Linked DNA regions of Homo sapiens: region 2 is linked to region 1. A link is an interaction called in ENCODE POLR2A ChIA-PET data of the cell type or tissue named here. Cell type or tissue: K562. All regions are shown on one strand. Each heading gives the region's core, and the rest is flanking DNA. Links, peaks and the distances in the headings are about the cores only.

What was found. ChIA-PET counts read pairs that join two places held together with the same protein. Peaks named below come from ENCODE experiments on the same cell type or tissue, not always from the same donor. Only the 100,000 strongest peaks of a DNase experiment are listed, where the experiment ranks them.
Region 2: POLR2A ChIA-PET joins it to region 1 with 5 read pairs; 3 of 35 experiments call an interaction of 5 or more read pairs at or near these places.

What each region holds. Positions count from the first base shown.
Region 1 is chr22:17,914,908-17,917,811 of GRCh38, forward strand. The region is part of intron 1 of MICAL3 (microtubule associated monooxygenase, calponin and LIM domain containing 3); the gene reads right to left. Among named protein-coding and RNA genes, the nearest start is that of MIR648, 65 kb to the right of the region's middle. In K562, for the core only: no CTCF peak of the experiment used is centred there; DNase peaks (open chromatin) are centred at 1,454 and 1,784; H3K4me3 peaks cover 1,160 bases.
Region 2 is chr22:18,155,591-18,158,494 of GRCh38, forward strand. It overlaps USP18 (ubiquitin specific peptidase 18), which reads left to right. Exons shown (of 11, transcript NM_017414.4): 2 at 1,968-2,230. The coding sequence starts at 2,074. Among named protein-coding and RNA genes, the nearest start is that of USP18, 6.9 kb to the left of the region's middle. RefSeq lists an enhancer at 1-233. In K562, for the core only: a CTCF peak has its summit at 1,736; a DNase peak (open chromatin) is centred at 1,741; H3K27me3 peaks cover 1,017 bases.

The DNA of each region.
Region 1 (2,904 bases), core at 182-2,681:
CTACTCCATCCATTGTAGGAGCTTGGGGAAGGACAGAAGGTGGACCTCAACCTGCCCACTGTCAACAGTACAGACCAAAAGACCCACACCTTCCTGACCCACTAATCTAAGAGCCCTGCCCTCAGGGGTGATGAAAGGCCTCTGGGTGGGGAGAAAGCCTCATTGAGGATGTGGGAAAACACAACCAAAGGAGAATCCCAAAAAAAAGCTGTTCTCCTCAAGGGCCGGAATCCAATCTATAACGTCGGTGCAGAAGTCAGTGCAGTTACTTTTGCCGTTACTTTTAATAGCAAAAACCGCACTGACTTTTGCACCAACCCAACACTCTGCTTAGCACCATGTACTCAGTTCCAGGCACACAGCAGGTGCTCAATAAGGTTCTGCTGATTAAAGGGCTACCCGGTCACCTACACTTGGGCAGACCCAGGAAGCTGGCTGGTTGGTAGGCCGTACAGGGCAACCTCCAGGCCACTGCACACAGGGACTCAGAGAATGCCAAGCCTCCAGCAGTCCGAAGGGAGAGAAATACCTCACGAGATGACCGGAGAACTTGTGGGAAACATGCAAGGTCCTACCAAGGCACTCGGGTCAGGTCGCTTCCTCCCTCTTGCAGGGGCAGAGCCTGCAGCTAAGGCTTTCCGACGCTGGCCCAAAACACAGCTGGCAGGAGACTAACCTGGAACAGAATATGGGGTTTCTCAGGTGTCTCGCCTGCCTGTCGTCACTGCCACAGAACCACAAAATACACTGCAGTCAAGGCTCAGCACCATCTGAAAGGTCATCTAGGCCCACCAGCCACCCCACACCTGCCTATCGATGACATGTCAACGGCACCAAGCTGAGCAGCTTGCAATCAATGTTCATTTCTCAAGGATTCGATTTCTGTGTAGAAGACCAAAATAGGCTGGGTGTGGCGACTGATGACTGTAAACCCAGCCCCTTGGGAGGCTGAAGCAGGAGGATTGCTTCAGAAGGAGTTCAAAACCAGACTGGGCAATATAGCAAGACCCTCATCTCTACAAAAAATTAAAAAATTAGCCAGGCATAGATGCACACCTGTCGTCCCAGCTACCCAGGAGGTCGAGGCTGCAGTGAACCATGGTTGCACCACTGCATTCCAGCCTGGGGATGGAGCGAGATCCAGTCTCAAAAAAAAAAAAAAAAAAAAAAAAACCCAAAAAGCAACAAAAAACAAAAACCAAAAAACGAAAACACAATTTCTCTTCTGCCATGGTTCTCAGTTTCTCCACCTTCTCGGCATTCTTCCGCAAGTTTCTATCGGTAATCAATGTCTATGCCCATATCATCTGCCTTCCCTCCAATGATAGCGAGCGACATCTGCCGCATGTCTCGCTGAAGCCAGCCTCTGCCTGTGCTTCTGATCCTGTCCCCGTTCTTACTCAAGCATGCTGCCTCCCACACTGGTCCCTTCCCTGCAGTGATCCTCCCTCACCCCACTGAACTGTCTTCAGCAAGGACACGTCTTTCAACACCCAGTCCTGACCCCACCCGCTCCAACTAACTTACTCTGCTCCCCTTGACAGCAAAACTCGCTGAAAGAATTGTCAATGCTTTGTTCACAACTTTCTCTTCTCCCACTATCTTTGAACCTCCAACAAGTAGACCTTGTCCTCAGCCCTCCACAGAAATGCCTCATCAAGGTCATGAATGACTTCCATGCTGTCCAATCCAATGATCAATTCTCAAACCTTGTTTTCCTCAACCTGTCTGCAGCACAAGTCACAGCTCACTACCGTCTGCCCCCCCACAACCCCACCGGCCTCCAGGACAAGGGGACACTACTCTCTGGGTCCTGCTGTGACCTCATAGCCCCTCTCTGCGTCCTTTGCTGGTCCCAGACCCATCCCAAGCCTCTGCACGTTGAAATGGCCCCGGAATCAACTCAGTCTCTGATCTCTTTTGAAACTACATCTCCTTCTACATCAGTGGCTTTTAAACTGTGATCTGCAGTTTAAAAAAAGAAGTTTCATACTGTGATCTAGGACACAGCTCTCTTTTCACATAAATTTAATTTTTAAAAAATGTTTCATAGGGCAAAATTCCCCTATCAGTTGGCATAAAAGGAAACATTTTACAACAGCCCTTACTACCGAGATATTGTTTTCAATTCTATTTCGTTTTTTGAAAATTGCTGGTGCCCACTGTATTGACTTCATGACCCACGGAGACACAAGCCACTGTGAAAGCTGTGCCCTGGAGGATCCTCCCTCCCGTAGATTTATCTACACAGTATCAATAACCAATGGTGCCTTAATATTTATTTCCTCTCTCCTGAACTTGTGCGACCAATCACTTGTGTGACTTTTCTACCTGGATGTTTGACAGGCATCTCTAGCTTAAAGCACTGGAGGCAACACTCTGATGCCGCTCGCCAGAGCCTGTTCCTTCCCTAGTGTTCTGCATCTTGGTAAACAACACCGCCAGCTACCCGGACACTCAACCCAAAACCTTGCCCCCGTCTGCATTTCTGTCACATCCCACGGTCCGTTCTTCAGAAAATTCTGTGTTCTACCTTCAAATACAGCCAAATCCAACCACTTCTCACCATGTCTTCTCTATCATCCTCATTGAGACACCACCAGCTCTCACTTGCTCATTGCATGAGCCTCCCCTACTTCTGCTCCTCCAAACCCACCCTCCAGAATATTCCACAAAGCAGCCAGAGCATCCATTTAAAACACCCATCAGACACGTTGACTGCCACATCCCAGCCCCAGGTCAGATCCTGCCACCCTCCCCAACACCCTTAGGCCCAGCCACATGGCCTCTCTCCTGCTCACCAAGGCCTCCCTGGGCGGGGCTGCCCTGGCCAGCCATGCAGAGTGCCCCTCGCTCTTCAGGTCTTGGCTCACCTTATCAGAGAGAGCTCTGCTGACCACACCC
Region 2 (2,904 bases), core at 278-2,777, 240 kb after region 1:
CGTGGGCTCGGCGGGCCCGCACTCGGAGCGGCCAGCCGGCCGGCCTGCAAGCCCCAGGCAGTAAGGGGCTTAGCACTTGGGCCAGCAGCTGCTGTGCTCGATTTCTCGCCGGGCCTTAGCTGCCTCCTGGCAGGGCAGGGCTCGGGACCTGTAGCCCGCCATGCCTGAGCCTCCCCACCCCGCAGCCATGGGCTCCTGTGCGGACCAAGCCTCCCCGACCAGCGCCGCTCCCGGCTCCACGCCGCCGAGTCCCACCGACCACCCAAGGGCTGAGGAGTGCGGGCGCACGGCGCGGGACTGGCAGGCAGCTCCACCTGCGGCCCAGGTGTGGGATCCACTGGGTGAAGCCAGCTGGGCTCCTGAGTCTGGTGGGGACTTGGAGAATCTTTATGTCTAGCTAAGGGATTGTAAATATACCAATCGGCACTCTGTATCTAGCTCAAGGTTTGTAAACACACCAATCAGCACCCTGTGTCTAGCTCAGGGTTTGTGAATGCACCAGTCGACCCTCTGAATCTAGCTACTCTGGTGGGGACTTGGAGAACCTTTGTGTCCACACTCTGTATCTAGCTAATCTAGTGGGGACGTGGAGACGTTTTGTGTCTAGCTCAGGGATTGTAAACACACCCATCAGCACCCTGTCAAAACGGACCAATCAGCTCTCTGTAAAACAGACCAATTGGCTGTCTATAAAATGGACCAATCAGCAGGATGTGGGTGGGGCCAGATAAGAGAATAAAAGCAGGCTGCCCGAGCCAGCAGTGGCAACCTGGTCAGGTTTCCTTCCATGCTGTGGAAGCTTTGTTGTTTCATTCTTTGCAGTAAGTCTTGCTACTGCTCACTCTTTGGGTCCACACTGCCTTTATGAACTGTAACACTCACCGCGAAGGTCTGTAGCTTCACTCCTGAAGCCAGCAAGACCACAAACCAACCAGGAGGGACTAACAACTCCAGACGCGCTGCCTTAAGAGCTGTAACACTCACCGTGAAGGTCCGCAGCTTCGCTCCTGAAGCCAGCGACACCACGAACCCACCGGGAGGAACGGACATCTCCAGATGCGCCGTATTAGGAGCTGTAACACTCACCGCGAAGGTCTGCAGCTTCACTCCTGAGCTAGCGAGACCACAAACCCACCAGAAGGAAGAAACTCCGAACACATCCGAACATCAGAAGGAATAAACTGCGGACATGCCCCCTTTAAGAACTGTAACACTCACTGCGAGGGTCCACGGCTTCATTCTTGAAGTCAGTGAGACCAAGCACCCACCAATTCCGGACACACTGGGTTCCAAGGCGAAGTACTCCACTTACCTCTTCTTCCCCCAAGCAAACAGTGTCTCTCTTCACACAGCTGTGCTGGGTTGGGGGAGGGTACACGGGTACCCCTATGGCCACTGAGGCTGAGACAATATTGAGTCACACCCCCAGAATTCATGCCATGAGACCAGCCCAGCACCAGGATGTGCCTAAGGCCGACAGGTAGCTACAGCCTGCCTGCAGCTAAGGTTTATCTGACTGCTGCAGCTGGCCGGCAGTGTTGCGGGCCAGAACACGAGGCTGTTCTGCCAGGGCCGCAGGTCCCCTTGGGTGTTGGGCGGGTTGAGAGGCTTCCCCTGTATGCCAGCCTGGCATCAGGGGCTGAGAGTTCTTGCTTAGTGCTGGCTTTTTACTGAAGTGGGCCTGGTCCTGGGTTGTAAAGCAAAGTCCTATGCGCGCTTCCCTGTCCTTTCCCAAGAGGGCGCTCCCGGTTAGGATTTGGCAGTCGGCTCTGAGGATGAATGGAAACGCCTGGGACCCAGGTTAGGGGATGTGTAGCCTAGCTGTCATTTCCAGCCTAGAGCTCTATGAGTCAGTCTCCCCAAACATTTATCTCCCTCTAAGACCTGCTCTTTGGCATCAGAACGGATTACATGAATACACATTCCTCCTTCTCTAATTCTTGCCTACCCGCATTGTATTTTCACAGAGATTCCATCGTGCCTGGCTCACATAAGCGCTTCCTGGAAGTGAAGTCGTGCTGTCCTGAACGCGGGCCAGGCAGCTGCGGCCTGGGGGTTTTGGAGTGATCACGAATGAGCAAGGCGTTTGGGCTCCTGAGGCAAATCTGTCAGTCCATCCTGGCTGAGTCCTCGCAGTCCCCGGCAGATCTTGAAGAAAAGAAGGAAGAAGACAGCAACATGAAGAGAGAGCAGCCCAGAGAGCGTCCCAGGGCCTGGGACTACCCTCATGGTCATTAGACCCCTCCCGTTTTCCTCTTCTTGACTGCATGTAAATGTTCGGCTCACCCCCTCCGCTCTGAAGCCGCAGAGCTTTGTATTCGACGGCTCATGCTTTCCTGTGCCTGAGTTTCTGCATCTTTTAGATGGGGATACAGCCTGGGCCATAGTGAAACCCTATCTGTAAAAAACAAAAACAAGGTCGGGCGCGGTGGCTCATGCCTGTAATCCCAGCAGTTTGGGAGGCCGTGGCAAGTGGATCATGAGGTCGGGAGTTTAAGACCAGCCTGGCCAAAATGGTGAAACCCCGTCTCTACTAAAAATACAAAAATTAGCTGGGCGCAGTGGCAGGTGCCTGTAATCCCAGCTACTTAGGTGGCTGAGGCAGGAGAATTGCTTGAACCTGGGCGGCAGAGGTTGCAGTGAGCTGAGATCACGCCACTGCACTCCAGCCTGGGTGACAGAGTGAGACTCTGTCTCAAACAAACAAACAAACAAATGGGGGTAATAATAGTACCAAGCACATAGGGTTGTTGGGAGGATTAAATGGGGTCATCTGTGGAAACTGCTTTAAGCCAGTGCTGGGATTCTAGAGGCACTTAGCATTAGTTCCCATCTTTACTGCTACCTTTGTATGGGTCTGTCTGGAAGCAATGTGCTCCTGATAGTCTGGGAGTAGAAATCTGT